2 separate regions of the Homo sapiens genome follow, and region 2 is linked to region 1. Evidence: read pairs that join two places in POLR2A ChIA-PET (ENCODE). Cell type or tissue: A673. All regions are shown on one strand. Each heading gives the region's core, and the rest is flanking DNA. Links, peaks and the distances in the headings are about the cores only. Region 1 overlaps NIFK (nucleolar protein interacting with the FHA domain of MKI67). Region 2 has its middle 33 kb from the start of LINC01823.

Region 1 (8,644 bases), core at 645-8,644:
AATAGCTGGGATTATAGGCGTGCACCACCACACCCAGCTAATTTTTGTATTTTTAGTAGAGATGGGGTTTCACCATATTGGTCAGGATGATTTTGAGCTCCCAATCTCAGGTGATCCACCTGCCTCGGCCTCCCAAAGTGTGGGGATTACAGGTGTGAGCCACTGTGCCCGGCCTAATTTTTGTATTTTTAGTAGAGACACGGTTTCACCATTTTGGCCAGGCTGGTCTCGAACTCCTGACCTCAGGTGATCCACCCACCTCGGCCTCCTGGAGTGCTGGGATTACAGGCATGAGCCACCCCTCTTGGCCTAGTTTTTCTTTTTTGAGATGGAGTCTTATTCTGTTGCCCAGGCTGGAGTGCAGTGGCGCGATCTCAGCTCACTACAACCTCTGCCTCTCAGGTTCAAGTGATTCTTCTGGCTCAGCCTCCTGAGTAGCTGGGATTACAGGTACATGTCACCATGCCCAGCTAATTTTTTGTATTTTTAGTAGAGATGGGGTTTCACCATGTTGGCCAGGCTGGTCTCAAACCCCTGACCTTGAGATCCACCCTCCTTGGCCTCCCAAAGTGAATATTTTATATTTTTAGTAGAGATGGGGTTTCACCGTGTTGACCAGGCTGGTCTTGAACTCCTCACCTCAGATGATCCACCCTCGGCCTCCCAAAGTGCTGAGATTGCAGGGGTGAGCCACCGCGCCTGGCCTTCCCCTCTCTTTTGAGTGTTGGGATTATAAATGGATTTTGAGGGATTTAAATTTTTCCCAGAATCCACCTGTTGAAGATAATTAAGCTGAGACTCAGTTGTGGAAGTGTCCAAGTTGCTTGTTACTGACACAACTGGTGCTGGAAATGAGCCTCCTGATTCCCACTGTTAAGCCATGTGACTTTTAAGTTGAAGACTTTTTTAATATCACGGAGTGTTGTTACTGAATAAATTCCAGCCATAGGAATTGTGTATTTATCATATGTAACCAAAATCCCAAGAATACCAGAAAATCAGCTGTGTGTTCAGACTCGTGCATCTTTTCTTTTTCCCATAACAGTCCCCGGAATATGTGAATTGAAGTTAGAATTAAGCGTGTCGTACGTAATATTTGATAAGGGGCTAATATACATTATTTAAAATAATGGCATTTTAGGAATTTGATGACGCATTCAAATTTAATTGTTCTACTTTTTGTGGCGGTTTCTCTGTTGCAGACTGGAAATAGCAAAGGCTATGCATTTGTGGAGTTTGAGTCTGAGGATGTTGCCAAAATAGTTGCTGAAACAATGAACAACTACCTGTTTGGTGAAAGACTCTTGGAGTGTAAGTGCTCCTGTCTTACCGCAGGGTTGCCTGGGTGCCTGCTGTTGGTGGGTGACTGTGGTGGGAAGGGCGGCTTGCCTAGCTGCTTGGACATGCCACTTCATCTCTGGGATGAGTCTTACAGAATGGTGCAAGGATTTCAGTGTATGTTGCAGGCAGATTCTAATTGGAATTTTAAAATCTAGCCTGAGAGCTGTTTTTACCCTAAATGGAACTGGACAAGTTACCTTGGGGACACATGGGAGGAGCAGCTAACCCATCCTTATGGGCTGTGAAAGGCTTCTCTAAGGAAGTATAGTTGACATTGAAACCTGAAGACTAAACAGGAGTGAGCCAGGTGAAGGGGACAGGAGTGAAGACAGACCATTCCTGGCTGAGGGACAGTGAATGCCAAACCAATGATGCCTAACCATTCAGCTGTGAGAGAATGTGAGGAAAAGTAGCAAGAGATGAAGGAGCAAGAAGAGGCTTCAGGTCAGGTTACTGAAGGCCTTCTAAGTCAGCGAGTTCCGAATTTATCCTGAGGGCAGTGGGGATAGCATCAAAGGTCAGGAATCGCGTTGCAAAATCTGTCTAAATGGCAATGGCTGTAGCTCTTCCACACGAGAGAAGCCAGAGGGAGTGGAGGAGTGACGCACCAGATGAGTAATTTATCCTGCAGAAAGAAGCCAGTGAAGCCCCCTACCCTGCAGTCCATAGGGTGCAGAGAGCATCCCTGTCCAGATCCTGCTGCCCTTGGGAGGCAAAGCGAAGTTTCTGGCTTCCCTGTGCCCATGGTGGCATGTGGCCGTCTTAGGTACCCAAGTTCACAGCTGACAAGGCTGCCCAGGTCTTGTCTCTCTATTCACTTCGCATTGCTGTGAGAGAAGCTGGGATTACAGGTGTGAGCCACTGTACCCAGCCATATCATTTTGTTGTGTGAGGAATGGCACTGCGGAGATTCTAAAGTTAACATTAAAATACCTTTATGTTTTTTTCTTTTTGAAAATAGGTCATTTTATGCCACCTGAAAAAGTACATAAAGAACTCTTTAAAGACTGGAATATTCCATTTAAGCAGCCATCATATCCATCAGTGAAACGGTATAATCGGAATCGGACACTAACACAAAAGCTACGGATGGAGGAGCGATTTAAAAAGAAAGAAAGATTACTCAGGAAGAAATTAGCTAAAAAAGGAATTGACTATGATTTTCCTTCTTTGGTAAATATTCGTGAAATCTTTTTTGTGGTTTGTTGTGGGGAGGGGAGGGGGCAGCTTTGTACCTTGTAAAGTACCTAGCCTAGCACTTACCACAATCTTGACTCACTGCAACTTCCACATCCTGGGTTCAAGCAATTCTCCTGCCTCTAGCCTCCCAAGTAGTTGGGATTACAGGTGCACACCACCACGTCTGGCTAATTTTTGTATTTTTAGTAGAGACGGGGTTTCTCCACGTTGGCCAGGCTGGTCTCGAACTCCTGACCTCAGGTGATTCACCCACCTCAGCGTCCCAAAGTGTTGGAATAATAGGCATGAGCCACGTGCCCAGCCAGTTTTTTGACTAAACTTTTTTTTCTTTTTTGAGATGGAGTTTCACCCTTGTTGCCCAGGCTGGAGTGCGATGGTGTGATCTTGGCTCACCGCAACCTCCGCCTCCGGGGTTCAAGCGATTCTTCTGCCTCAGCCTCCCGAGTAGCTGGCATTACAGGCATGCGCCACCACCCCGGCTAATTTTGTATTTTTAGTAGAGACGGGGTTTCTCCTTGTTGGTCAGGCTGGTCTTGAACTCCTGACCTCAGGTGATCCGCCCGCCTCGGCCTCCCAAAGTGCTAGGATTACAGGCGTGAGCCACTGCACCCATCCTTTTTTGTTTTGTTTTGTTTTGTTTTGTTTTTTGAGACAGAGTCTTGCTGTGTTGCCCAGGCAGGCTGGAGTGCAGTGGCACAATCTCAGTTCATTGCAACCTCCACCTCCCAGGTTCAAGCAATTCTCCTGCCTCACCCTCATGAGTAGCTGAGATTACAGGTGCGTGCCACCATACCCGGCTAATTTTTTGTATTTTTAGTAGAAATGGGGTTTCACCATGTTGGTCAGTCTGGTCTCGAACTCTTGACCTCAGGTGATCCATCCACCTCAGCCTCCAAAAGTGCTGGGATTACAGGTGTGAGCCACCATGACTGGCCTGACTAAACTTTTGAAACATTCCATTGTAGGTTCTTCCTAAAACATTATGAGACCAGATTCTGTTATTTCTATTATACAGAAGAGGAAGCTTCTTTTAAGGAGATAATCTGATTTGTTTAACTTACATGTTCTGTTTTAAGTTACTGAAGTAAACCCACTATTTAACTAAAGACTGTAATACTCTTAGATTGCCATTTATTAGCCAGTTGAGGTAGTGTGTGCCTGTAGTCCTTGCTACTCAGGAGGCTGAGGCAACAGGATCTCCTGAGCCTAGGATTTCAAGTTTGCAGTGAACTGTGATTGTACCATTGCACTCCAGCCTCAGCAACAGAGCAAGACCGTATCGCTAAAAAAGAAAAAGATTGTCATTCAGAGGTGACACTGCCAGAATTAAGTCTTTGGTTTACTGTATGCTATAAGTAGATACCAAAACACTGACCCTTTCCTCCATCTGTCACAGTGAGGAGAGCTATGTCTTTTATTATAGATCAAGAATGAAGCTTATTATGGTATGGCTAGTATAGGTAAAGGTCTCATTCTTTTCTTTTTTTTTTTTTTTTTTGAGATGGAGTCTCCCTCTGTTGCCCAGGCTGGAGTGCAGTGGCACTATCTCAGCTCACTGCAACCTCCGCCTCCCAGGTTCAAGCGATTCTCCTGCCTCAGCCCCCACGAGTAGCTGGGACTACAGGCACACACCACCACACCCAGCTAATTTTTTGTATTTTTTTTAGTAGAGATAGGGTTTCATCACCATGTTAGCCAGGCTGGTCTCGAACTCCTGACCTCATGATCCACCCACCTTGGCCTCCCCAAGTGCTGGGATTGTAGGCGTGAGCCACTGCGCCCAGCCAATTTACTAGGTTTTTAACCTTATCCAGAAACTAGATGACCGTGTTACCCTCCTTTGCCTCAATTCTCGGTGGTTAATTTTTTGCCCAAATCCCAAATACTGTCTTTAATAGTATTAGAATATTTCGCCAAGGCCTTAGGCCCTGGTACTCTTGTGAACCATTTGGGAACTGAGACAGTGAAACTTGAAAAGAGGCATGTGAGCACTGCTTTTCCTGTACCCTGTTTGTGACTTAGGAGATGGGGGTGGCCTGCCTTTGCACATTCTTCCTGCTTCCACCCTCCTGAATTCAGGATTCTGTGAATCAGTGAGCTCCAGGTTTTGGCCTTCCCTTCAACCTCTGCAGCTCTGTCAATTCCTCTACTGGGTTTTTCCTAGTTTTGCCCTTTACTTGAGATAATTCACTGTATTTATGAGTTTTGATTTTTTAAAATGAAATGCTCTTGTCATTTAGGGAGGATTTACTGATAATATATATGAGGATCTAATGCTAAGTTTAGAAAGAAAAGATATGAGTGTCAATTTCTAACTTCTTTATTAAAGATTTTACAGAAAACGGAAAGTATTTCAAAAACTAATCGTCAGACGTCTACAAAAGGCCAGGTAAAATTTTTTTTATCATTTTACATGCAAGATATTAGAGAAGGATAAGTAGGAAAACATATTCAAGACTACTGTAGCTGATCAATATTCAAATTGATGTGTTTTAAAATTTATTTTAAGGTTTTACGTAAGAAGAAGAAAAAAGTTTCAGGTACTCTTGACACTCCTGAGAAGACTGTGGATAGCCAGGTAAAATGGTTTTCAATACTCCAGACACCAGATATTATAGAAATAATTTGAAGGAGGAGAAGCAGTTTCTGCTACTCTCATTTTAAGATTTCAAATTAAATATTGTGACATTTGGTAGATCTTTATTGTTGATTTAGCAATTTTCTGCCTAAAACCTTATAATGGAACATGCTATATTTGTTAATTGTGAATTTCTGTACCAAGTTTGATAAGCATCTAAGTTCTTTATTCTTTGCAATAGTATCACCAAAAGATGGTAACAGAGCTAAAATAATGGGGCACAACTTGTAAAAATAGAGGAGAGATGATATTTTTGGGTAAAGTCATAATCATGTTTTACATTTATGTATTATAATCTTTACTTGTTGAATCCAGGGCCCCACACCAGTTTGTACACCAACATTTTTGGAGAGGCGAAAATCTCAAGTGGCTGAACTGAATGATGATGATAAAGATGATGAAATAGTTTTCAAACAGCCCATATCCTGTGTAAAAGAAGAAATACAAGAGACTCAAACACCTACACATTCACGGAAAAAAAGACGAAGAAGCAGCAATCAGTGATTTTCAATGTATTATATTTCTTTTGAAAAATATAATATTTTTATGAGAGTGGACTTTGTATTTCACTAGGTACAATGGAATACAACCTTTGACAAGATTTTCAGAGGAAAAATACACTGTTTGGTCAAGTTAAGGAAAGCAGTGTGTAATTTTGGATTGCCTGCCCTTGGCTGAAATACAGGGGTGCATACCATCTTGCAGTGGCTTGGCTGACATTGCCTCTTTGTCCTGGCCTCTAGTTTTCTTTTGATATTTCATAGCTCTCCTTAGTTTACTCTGCCTGGATAGAAAGTTGACCACTAACTGCAGGTTTAAGTACTAAACTGCAGCCTTTTCTGTCGCCAGCAATTAAAGACCACCAATCTTGTTTGTCCATCTACATGGTTTGTCGGGGACATTTAACTCATGGAGGTGCTTTAGATTTCAACATCAGATGGTTGAAGCTGGAAGTTTAATTATATGTAGAGTGAGAAGGCAGTTCCAGTTTTAGCACAGATTTGTTTATGTGTTCAGATTTTAATAGAGATTCAAAAATGACTCATTTTTACCAATAATGTTAAATTAGTTTTGGTTGTGCTAGCATGAATTAATAACCACCATTTTATACCAGTATCATCAGTGAAGAATTGTATTTCAAGATTCAAACAATAACCAGCAATTAAACTTTTTTCTACAATGTATTTGTTTGCGAGTAGGACTTGGGAGTCATTGGGAAAAAAAAATAATAAATTTTCCCCTTCATTAACGAATTCAGACTCATTAAAAACATTGCCATCAGATGTAGTAGCTTGTGCCTGTAATCCCAGCACTTTGGGAGGCTGAGGCAGGAGGATCACTTAAGGCTAGGAGTTGGAGACCAGCCTGGGCAACATGATGAGAGCCTCTTTCTACAAAAAAATTTTAAAAATGAAGCCAGGCACGGTAGCTTGCTTCTGTAATCCCAGTATTTTGGGAGGCCGAGGCGGGTGGATCATGAGGTCAAGATATCAAGACCATCCTGGCCAACATGGTGAAACCCCATCTCTACTAAAAATACAAAAATTAAATGGGCGTGGTGGCAGGTACCTGTAGTCCCAGCTGCTTGGGAGGCTGAGGCAGGAGAATCGCGTGAACCCGGGAGGCGGAGGTTGCAGTGGGCCAAGATCACGCCACTGCACTCCAGCCTGGTGACAGAGGAGACTCTGTCTCAAAAAAAAAAAAAAAAATGAGGTGGGCATGGTGACACATGCCTATAGTCCCACCTACTTAGGATACTGAGGCAAAAGGATCACTGAACCTAGGAGTTTGAGGCTACAGTGACCTATGGTTGCACCATTGCACTCCAGCCAGAGCGACAAAGCAAGACCCTGTCTCTTAAAAAAAAAAAAGCTGGGTGTGGTGTCTCACGCCTGTAATCCCGGCCTGACCAACATGGAGAAACCCCGTCTCTACTAAAAATACAAAATTAGCCGGCCGTGGTGGCGCATGCCTATAATCCCAGCTACTCAGGAGGTGGAGGCAGGAGAATTAGTTGAACCCAGGAGGTGGAAGTTGCAGTGAGCCAAGATCGCACCATTGCACTCCAGGCTGGGCAACAAGAGCGAAACTCCGTCTCAAAAAACAAACCAAAAAAAATTCATTATCACTCTCTTAAAAAAGATTTTTTTTTAATTCATTGCCACTAAGCATTCTTTCATCTAGCATTTCTTAAGTCTTTAATACGATACAGGGCTAGGTGTTCTGATGCAAAATAGAGTTGGTTTTAAGTACATGCAAAAAGCAGATTAGATCTCTAGAATGGTTCCTGGCACATAGAAGATTTAGTATGTATTTGTTAAATAATGCCCTATTTGAACCATCTCTGAGCTTCGTGGATCTGGACATCTGGTTTCCCCTGGGAAAGCGTCAGACAAGGTTCTCCATGTGAAGACATAAGTCTGTTGTGTTTGATCTTAAGGGGCATGTGCATTCAAACACATACATGTACATGGCAAGATGAACTGAGTATTTCTCCCTTCCTGAACAGCCACCTGCCACCCCCCTTATTTGTTTGTTTAGAGACGGAGTCTCACTCAGTGTTACCCAGGCTAGACTGCAGTTGCACAATCTCTGCTCACTGCAAGCTCTACCTCCCTGGTTCAAGTGATTCTCCTGCCTCGGTCTCCCGAGTACTTGGGATTACAGGCATGCACCACCACGCCCAACTGATTTTTGTATTATTAGAGACAGGATTTCACCATGTTGGCCAGGCTGGTCTCGAACTCCTGACCTCAAGTGATCCACCCGCCTCGGCCTCCCAAAGTGCTGGGATTACAGGCATGAGCCACCACCCCCAGCCAGCTATAGACATTTTTTGTAAAAAAAACTTTTTTTTAATGGAAAAGTATATATCAAAATTAATTCAGTTATCTAATTAGGTTTTTCCCTGTTTCTTTTTTGTTTTTTTCATTGAAACGGGTCTTGCTATGTTGCCCACAGTGTTCTTGAATTCCTGGGGTCAAACGATCCTCTTGCCTCAGCCTCCTAAAGTGCTGGGATTACTAGCATGAGCCACCAGGCCAGCCATTTTTCGCTTTCTTAATTTTTAAAAATTAATGAGGTTTTTGTTGCTATTATATATAATCAGACAAAAAGCTATAAAGGAAAAAAAGAATTAGTCCACAGACAAGTTTTGGTTGGAGTCCGACATTTCACAAGCTGTGTATTGGCCATAAGATGGAGTGTCGAGTGAATAGATGCCACAGAAATGGCCTTTGAATGGCGAATGAATGAAGTTGACACAAGTTCAGAACGGGTTTTTCCATTACTATCGTTTGGAATACAGTGTGGCCAAAGCCAAGGCAACTGGTCACTGTGACTGGAAATTGTAGCCCTGGCTGATTGTGGTATGAGACTGCTAATATGAATTCTAAAATCTCACTTTAATGCAGCAAAGCCTATTTCTTGAAGTGGTTGGGGAGAAAGTACAGCACATGAAAATGA
Region 2 (8,801 bases), core at 310-8,309, 95 kb before region 1:
CACACACACACACACACACACCTTCCAAATCTACAGTTCATCTGACCAAGAAAAGTTATAAAACCAACACGAAAAGACCCAAACCTCAAATCCTTAACAAGTAATGAAAATCCTCGGTGCTCATCAGGGATTCTTCCATTTGCTGACCATTTGCATGTTGTAAAACCCTCTCTCCTTTTCATTATCAACTCAGTTTAACAAATGTTTAAGTAATTACTGTGTGAGGCCCTTGGAGCTGGAAACCCAGTAAAGAGAATCTGTTTAGAAAGACTGAGGTTTATGTAATTCAATTTAGAAAGAATTTCATTCATGTTTTTAATATTTTTCTAACTTTTTTTTTTTTTGAGATGGAGTCTTGCTCTATCACCCAGGCTGGAGTGGAGTGACACAATCTCAGTTCGCTGCAACCTCCACCTCCCAGATTAAAGCGATTCTCCTGCCTCAGCCTCCCGAGTAGCTGGGATTACAGGCGCCTGCCACCACACCCAGCTAATTTTTGTATTTTTAGTAGAGACAGGGTTTTACCATGTTGGTCAGGCTGGTTTCAAACTCCTGACCTCAAGTAATCCACCCACCTCGGCCTCCCAAAGTGCTAGGATTACAGGCATGAGCCACTGCGCCCAGCCAATATTTTTTTAACTTTGGTTCCTGAATGTGGTGAGCTCCTCAGCTATTCTCCCAAGGACTTGGGACCTGAGGATCCCTCTCTTCAAAGAGAATAGGGGAGACAGACATAGAGATGAAGTACTGGTAGCTTAAAAGCATCTGCATTCAAAATCTGTGCAAGTACAGAAGTAGGACAGAGAAGGGAATCATTAACTCTCATAGTCAGGTTCTGGAAGGCCAGGGATGCCTTCCTCAAAAAAAAAAAAAAAAAAAAAAAAAGGTGAACCTGAGATGGGTTTTGAAGGATGCATGGAAGTTTGCCAGATGAACTAGGATTGAAAGGCCCTTCCAAGAGAAAAGAATAAGAAGCACTAGAGAGACTGCTCAGAAGGCCATTGAAAAGAATTTTAGGCCCGGCACAGTGGCTCATGCCTGTAATCCTAGCAGTTTGGGAGGCCGAGGTGGATGGATCACTTGAGGTCAGGAGTTTGAAACCAGCCTGGCCAACATGGTGAAACCCCATCTCTACTAAAAATATAAAAAATTAGCTGGGCATGGTGGCACACGCCTGTAGTCCCAGCTACTCAGGAGGCTGAGGCAGACGACTGGCTTGAACCCGGGAGGTGGAGGTTGCAGTGAGCCGAGATCACGACACTGCACTAAAGCCTGGTGACAGAGCAAGACTCAAAAAAAAAAAAAAAAAAGGGAATTTTATACAAGTGGAGTATCCCACAGTGCTCTAGATCAGGGCTTCTCAACCTCAGCACTACTGACATTTTGTACTGTATAGTTCTTTGTTGTCAGGGCTGTCCTGTGCATTGCAGGATGTCTAGCAGCATCCTTGGCTTCTACCCTTTATATACCAATAGTATCAGCCCCCAGGTTTTATTAACCCCAAATGTCTCCAGACATTGCTGAAGTCCCCTGGGGTACAAAATCACCCCAGCTTGAGAATCACCACTCCAGGCATTATTCTTGCTATAACACTAGGATAGAAATTTAGGCAGAGGGGACACTGTGGGGAAGCAAAATTGATATTCCCCTGTCCTGTGGTCATCATATCTGTGGCTTTCCAAGCATCTCACAGCCTGGGGAGGTTCAGTGACTGCTGCTCTGGGTAATTGAATGGATCAGGGTAATTGGCAGCATCATAAATATCAAGGGCAAATACAAAGGCCACGGGACAGGCCAAGGAACCTGGACTCCAAGGCCGCAGCTCCCTCTCTGCCCACACCATCCATCAGGTGAGGAGCTGCAAAAGGCCCCCATTTCAGAAAGACAGTGATCTGGGGGAGTTGCAGGGAAATTTGGGTGCAGAGCCAGACCGAGGTTAGAGGTGCAGTTCATTTATCCCCAGCAGCTTTTTGCTCTGTGAGTAATGGCAGGAATGGCCCTGGGTAGTGCACAGTCTTCAGAAAGAGCCAAAGGGAGAAACAGCTTGTTATTTCAGTGGCTTAGCTCCATCTCTGGGATGTGGGTGGTAACTAAGGACTCATTCGCATTCCCTATCAGCGTGCAGCTCCTGCTCAGAGTCTGGGAAATACTTGTGGCTCTAGAAAAGAAGTCAGTGGCCCTGTGCTAGAAGTGGAGAGAGGGGACAGAGGCTTCAAGATGAGCCAGCTTGTGCCCCTGGGACAGAATCCTGAACCAAGCTTCGGAGCTGCCGGATTCCTGGTCCCTGTTTCCCGCGTGATTAAATCTGAAATTACTTGACACAGTTTCCAAGTTCCTGGGCCTCTCTAGCTTTGTCTCCCATCTCTACCCTTCACGCCCAAAGGTCTCCCTGCCTACAAAAAGCTACTTACGGTTCCCAGAGTGAGCCCCACAGCTGCACTTTGCTCATGCTGTTCCCTCCATTCAAATGCCCTTCCCACTTGCATCTCCACCTGCCTGGCAAACACTGCATAGCTTGAATACTCGTTCAGAGGCTGAGCCCCTCTTGGCCCCACCCTTCAGGTACAATTGTCCCCTCCCACCACTTCCTGTGCAATCTCTGCCAGCACACCATGTCTCTCCTTGTCTGTCCCTCCAACTGTCCCCTGCTCCTGCTCCTGTATATCTCGTGACCATGTCCTCCTCCTCCTCCTCCTGACTGCAGCACCCAGCACAGTCCCTAATGAAGAGCAGGTGCTCCCATGTTTGCTGAACAAATAAAATCACTCCCCATCCTCTCACCACACATCCCGGAAGGGTAATGCAGGCCTGCTGCGTCCCACCTCTACGGCTGGGTGTATGTGTGTGCCCACAGGTGCACACACCCTTGCACTCACTCCAGGACTCTCTTAACCTTTGACTTTTGCTGCATTCAGCTCTCCTACTCTCTCAGCATGACTTTCCTCTAAGCTAATAGAGGTCACTCTTTCTACTTGAAGTGTGAATGGCTAACAGTGCACATGCTCCTACCCCAGATAACCAAGGTATTGTAGTTGGACCTTGGGCACCTTTGCAAAGAGGAGGTGCCAGTGATGTGTGTGAAGTGTGGCCCTGGACTGGCACCGAGGGACAGCCAGCTGTAACATACTCTTTCCTACCCTGCTACAGGGAGTAAACAGGCTGCTTCCTGCAACAGACAGGGCTGGGACAGATGTTGGTTGCCTTGGGAAGAAAAATGCAGGTGTTTTTTCTGGGCATCTGGAGTGTGTGGGGACTAAGTCAGCAACTGACAAGTAATGAATGGTAAAGCTTCCCCTGGGAGTCCATGGAAGACCAAGTGAGGATGATGCTAAAGGCTTCCAGATCCAAGAAAACATATGGCTTGCCCTCAAGTGACTGGTGAGACTTCAGGATGCCCCAGAAGGATTCAGTGAGAAGTAGGGTTAGGTGAGGGACAATCTGCAGATGTAGCAGTTTATGCTGTTTTATTCTATTTTTTTTTTTCTAATAACCTTCTCTCTCTACCCTCATTACCAGAAGTTATTCATGAGAAATATAGGGCTCCCCAGGAGGGCTGATATCCCTATGAGGAGGTAATGAAAATATAGCAAAATGCCCCACAGTGAGGACCCCAGGACCTAGTGTCAGGGCATCCCTAACAAAGCTACAGCAGGGATTTCAAGGTGGTGCCAGGCCCACCTTTTGCATCCCATGGCTCACACCTCCATGAGATCAGGGACCCATGACAAGGACTCCCTCCTTGCCCAAACTTCAGTCGGCCTCCTCTGGCCCTCTTTTCAAGCAGGCTTTGTCCAAGCCTCATAACCGAATCCGGTTTTGGCGGAGAATCTTGCTGAGCTAGGTTATTGAAACCCTCCCCAACTTGGCCAAATGAGCTCCTCCTCCTCCACCCTTGAGACTTGATCAAAGGTCTTAGTGATCTTCCCTCCACTCCCTCACCCTGCCCATGGCCTACAAATCCCCATTTGTCCCTGCTGTATTTGGAGTTGAGTTCCATCTCCCTCCCATATTATCATAGCCTTGAAGAAAATATTCCTTGCCATTTTAACAAGCCTCAGAATAATTTCTTTTGTATATCCTGTCTGTCTTATGCAGCACTAGCACAGTGCCTGACACAGAGTCAGACATCCTGATACCTACACCGGTTTAATTAATTCACAAATGCTATGTTAGTGTCTAACAATTTTATCTGTAGTTACTTATAGATAGAATTATTTCTGCCTGGATGCCCCAGAAGGATTCAGTGAGAAGTAGGGTTAGGTGAGGGACAATCTTCAGATGCAGCAGTTTATGCTGTTTTTTTCTATTTTTTTAAATAATCAACCTTCTCTCTCTACCCTCATTACCAGAAGTTATTCATGAGAAATATAGGGCTCCCCAGGAGGGCTGATATCCCTCAAAGGTGGTAATGAAAATATAGCAAAATGCCCCACAGTGAGGCAATGAGAAGGGGAGGAAGACGGAAGCTGAGAATAGACTGAAGATGGTGGGCCAGCTGATAATAAAACGTCCTGTGGAAGGAAGTCCCATGGCATGGTCTCTTCTATCAGGGAGACTATTTCACACTTGGTGGCTTCATACATGGTCACATCTGTTCTGCTAAGGAGTACCTAATGCCCAAGGCTTCCTGGTCAGAACCAAGAACAACGCTCTGCTAACCAAAGAAGGGAAAGATATCCCAAACTGAAAAAGGGACCCATCTCTGTGCTTATATTGTGGCTACTCAGAACAACACCTTTTCTGAAATTTTGATCAGAGAACACCATCTTCTAGCACAAACACCATGAAATGCTGGGTAAATATAGTAAGCAGCCTTTTCAATCTTGACAGAGCCCTGAAAGAAGGAAATAGAACTCCCCAGGGGCCAAGAAAATCCTTGAGCTTCTGCTGTGAAACCTGGCCAGGAGGATGGATTCAGGAAGGGGCATGAGCTCGCAACTCCCGGGGGATTGGGGATTGATGCTTACAGGGAGTGGGTCTGATGAAGAACAAAAGTACAAACCAGAAAAGAAAAAATTCTCACCAACTCAGGTGGATGACAAAGAAATTTTAGCTTAGACTTGAAGTGGAAAGTAAATAAATAAAATAGTTATCTGGGAATTCATGAACACAAATCTGACTTCATATAGATTTGGGGCTCAAATTTATCCCACCCAACTTGGTCTGGAACCCCCAGGCTAAAAAAGTCACATAAAATTTGGTTCTCAGCTAAATGATGCCCCAGGGGAATTGGTAAAAGCCAACGCTCTGAAGTTGGATATATTATTGGAAGATCTAATCTTATCAACATATCTACTCTCTCCAAATGAATTCATAGATTCAATAAAGTCTCAGTCAAAATCCTAGCAAGTGTTTTTGTGAAAATTGATGTTTATTCTAAAGTGTATATGGAATGAAAAGAGTCAAAAAATAATCAAAATAGTTTTGAGAAAGAGCAAAGTTGGAGGGCTCACACTACCAGATTATCAAGACCTTCTTAAGAAAGTTGTGACATTTAAGACAGTGTTGTATTGGCGCAAGGATAGACAAACAGACTAATCAGACAAAGGAGAAACCTCCACATACAGACACCTGATTTACAGCAATAATAGTGCTGCAGTGCAAAAATAAACCTTGACCCCTACCTCACACCATACCAAAAAAAGGCAATTCCAAATGAATTGTAGATCTACACGTGAATGGTAAAACAACATTTCTATGAAATAATATAGGAGAAAACCTTTATGACTTTAGGGTAGACAAGGATTTCATAAGGCCTTACATGTGATTGTAATTCTTTTAGAAAATGCAAAAATGTGTGATAAAAAGTTGGGCACAGATTATAGCTCACACTTATAATTCCAGCACTTTGGGAGGCCAAAGTGGGAGGATCACTTGAGGCCAAGAGTTCAAGACAAGTATGAGCAACATAGCAAGACCCTGTCTCTACTAAAAATAAAAATAAAAATTAGCTGGGTATGGTAGCACCCACCTGTAGTCCTGGCTACTCAGGGAGCTGAGGCAGGAGGATCACTTGAGCCCAGGAGTCCAGGGTTGCGGTGAGTTATAATCACACCACTGCACTCCAGCTGGGTGATAGAATGAGGCCCTGCTTCAAATAAATAAAATAAATAATAAAATGTGTGATAAAATAAATATACCCAATTTCCCTACCACTCAGAAATTAAAGAAAATACTTTTGAATGTTTTTGAAAAGCGGTTGCATCTTCCATCTCCCTCACCCAAACTAACAGTGGATTATCCATCATTTTATACTGTTCTCTTGCTTCATGAGTGAGTCTTTTCTCAAAAAAAAAAAAAAGGCCTGTAGGCTTCTAGACAGCAAAAGCTGAATCAGCACTAATACAGCCATAGGGACAAGGCTGTGGGCATCTCCTGGACAGAGCTACAGGCTGATCTTCTCACTTTACAGATGGGAAAGCAGAAGCCCCCAGGGCTACTTGACTTCGCTGGTAGAGGCAGGATGGTATCCAGAACCCTGATCACAGTGCTGTTTCCAACACATGTCCTCTTGTGGGGGATGGCTAGCAATGCTGCCCCTAAAACAGTGTTCTCGGTGCCTGCTGAGGTCACTGGCTCCACTCCTTCTGTCCCCTGGGGCATCTCAATACGTCACCAAGTGGTGGTGATGTCATCCACTGACTGGGTGATGCTCCTACCTCCACCAAGACTCAACCCTCCTGACACTAAGCCCAGTGGCATCAAGCCACACGGTTCCTTGGTGGTGTTTTCCAAAGTTTAAGGACAGCCAACTATTTCTCTTATGTGAGCAGCTTCCCACTGACGGTGAGAACTGAGTGAGAAACAGAGAGCTGCCTGAGTTTTTTCATTTTGTTTACAATTATTTGAAATCCAATGCTACAGGACACTGGGACAAACATAAATTAATTTTCCTTGATTGGAAGCTGATGAATCTCTTGTTGTGTTGAAAAGGACTCTGACAGCTCTGGGCTTCAGTGAAAAGAGAGCTATTGTTTTCTTAATTGGGGACTCATAGAACTTGTAGATGCAGCCAGGGCCAGCCTGAGGGGCAGAGGTGGCCCATCTGAGAGTGGGTTGTGAGATAGACCATTTATAAAACCATGGGCGACGGATCCCAGGAGGCTGCTGAATGGAATTATTCAAGAAGCATCACCATGTGTCCATTTTCTATCTGGTAAAGAGCTTGTTTTTCAGCTTGCATCCCTGTCAGGAGTTCACCCTTCCAGCCCATTGGAAAATATAATCTTCCCCAGTGTCCGCCATGTTGAACCCTGAGCGCACCCAGGAACAGAGGCGGCAGACTCAGGCAGAGATGCAGGGCTGTAGGGGATGAAAAAGAGTGGAAGCCACACCCAGGTAAAGGAACAAGTCCCCTCCTCTGTGAAGCATCCTCTGATCACCCTCAGCTACTGCAGTTCTCCCTCTCCTGGGATCCCACTGCCCGGTGGGGAACCCCAGCATAGCCAGTAGCTCCTTATATGGGAACAGTTGGCTTGAATGTGTCCTACATGACTGAGAGCTGCTTCATCTCTGAACCCAGGGACCCAGTACAGCAGAAAGAAAACATGGGTTTGGAGTAAAACAGCTGGAGGCTTCATACCAGCTCCATCACTTCTGCTCTGCAGTGCCTGGCAAGTTACATCGCCTTGTCACACCTTGGCACCCAGTGGTAGAATGGGTTTCACACTGGCACTGCCTTGTAGGTTGAAGTAAGTTAAAGGCCAAGTGTGGTGGCTCACGCCTGTAATCTCAGCACTTTGGGAGGCTGAGGCAGGAGGATCGCTTGAGCGCAGGAGTTCAAGACCAGCCTGAGCAACACTGGGAGACCCCGTCTCTACAACAACAATGACAACAACAACAAAACACTGTATTTTAAAAGCATCTAGCACAATGTCTGGTCCATAGCAAGCACTTAGTAAATGTTAGCAATTAATAATAGATGTTATTAGGAGTTCATTAATGTTTGTTTTTGTTGCTGCTGCCGCTACCTAACAGAAGCAATTAACAGAGCGTATCTGAAGAAGCAAAACTCCACGGAAATCAATACAGAGCACACTTAAAGAAATATTTGAGCAGCCCCAACACTATCCCAAATGGGGACTTGGTGCAAATTACAAAAAAGGTTCCCACAAGACACTTCCCTACCATCTGCCAAAATTGTAACAGTCACTCTCCTGATCTACAGTGTCTGCAATTTTCAAGCACCCCCTCACCCCACCCCACCAGGTGTGCAATGTGAAGCACAGCCAGCTGTAAATGACAGGAGGAAGTTCACAGTCAGGAAGCAAGAATCAGGGCCTCAGGGAGGGAAGGTGCAAGCCGGGTGGCCTGTAGCAGACCAGAGCGGCTCAGGCCCGCAGGAACACGGCTGGTGAACTGGAACACAGAAACGAGAGGGGAGTCAAGACGGGCCTCTTAGCCCCTGTCTAGGGATCAGTCCACCTCTTTGGAGAAGAGCTTGTATTTTTCAATTTGGGTTGTAACTTTGAGAGAGTAAGAAAAAAAGGCAACATGGGTTGATCAGCCTTGTATTAAGAATTTTCTTACCAAAGTAATTCAGGAATGGAAAATCAAATACTGTGTGTGTTCTCACTTATAAGTGGGAGCTAAGCTATAAGAATACAAAAATACACAGTGATAATGAACTGTGGGGCCTGAGCGGGAGGAGGCTGGGAGGGGGGTGAGGGATAGAAGACTAAATATTGGGTACAGTGTACACTTGCTCGGGTGATGGTTGCGCCAAGATCTCAGAATTTACTACTGAAGAACTCATCCATGTAACCAAAAACCACCTGTACCCCTAAAAGTACTGAAACTAA

What was found. Peaks named below come from ENCODE experiments on the same cell type or tissue, not always from the same donor. Only the 100,000 strongest peaks of a DNase experiment are listed, where the experiment ranks them.
Region 2: POLR2A ChIA-PET joins it to region 1 with 8 read pairs; 5 of 35 experiments call an interaction of 5 or more read pairs at or near these places.

What each region holds. Positions count from the first base shown.
Region 1 is chr2:121,724,763-121,733,406 of GRCh38, reverse strand. NIFK (nucleolar protein interacting with the FHA domain of MKI67) reads left to right here. Exons shown (of 7, transcript NM_032390.5): 3 at 1,203-1,311; 4 at 2,303-2,514; 5 at 4,871-4,930; 6 at 5,051-5,119; 7 at 5,495-6,462. The coding sequence ends at 5,683. It overlaps NIFK-AS1 (NIFK antisense RNA 1), which reads right to left. Exons shown (of 4, transcript NR_037857.1): 4 at 4,847-5,604. Among named protein-coding and RNA genes, the nearest start is that of NIFK, 7.8 kb to the left of the region's middle. In A673, for the core only: no CTCF peak of the experiment used is centred there; no DNase peak of the experiment used is centred there.
Region 2 is chr2:121,819,494-121,828,294 of GRCh38, reverse strand. No RefSeq gene overlaps it. Among named protein-coding and RNA genes, the nearest start is that of LINC01823, 33 kb to the right of the region's middle. In A673, for the core only: no CTCF peak of the experiment used is centred there; a DNase peak (open chromatin) is centred at 4,894.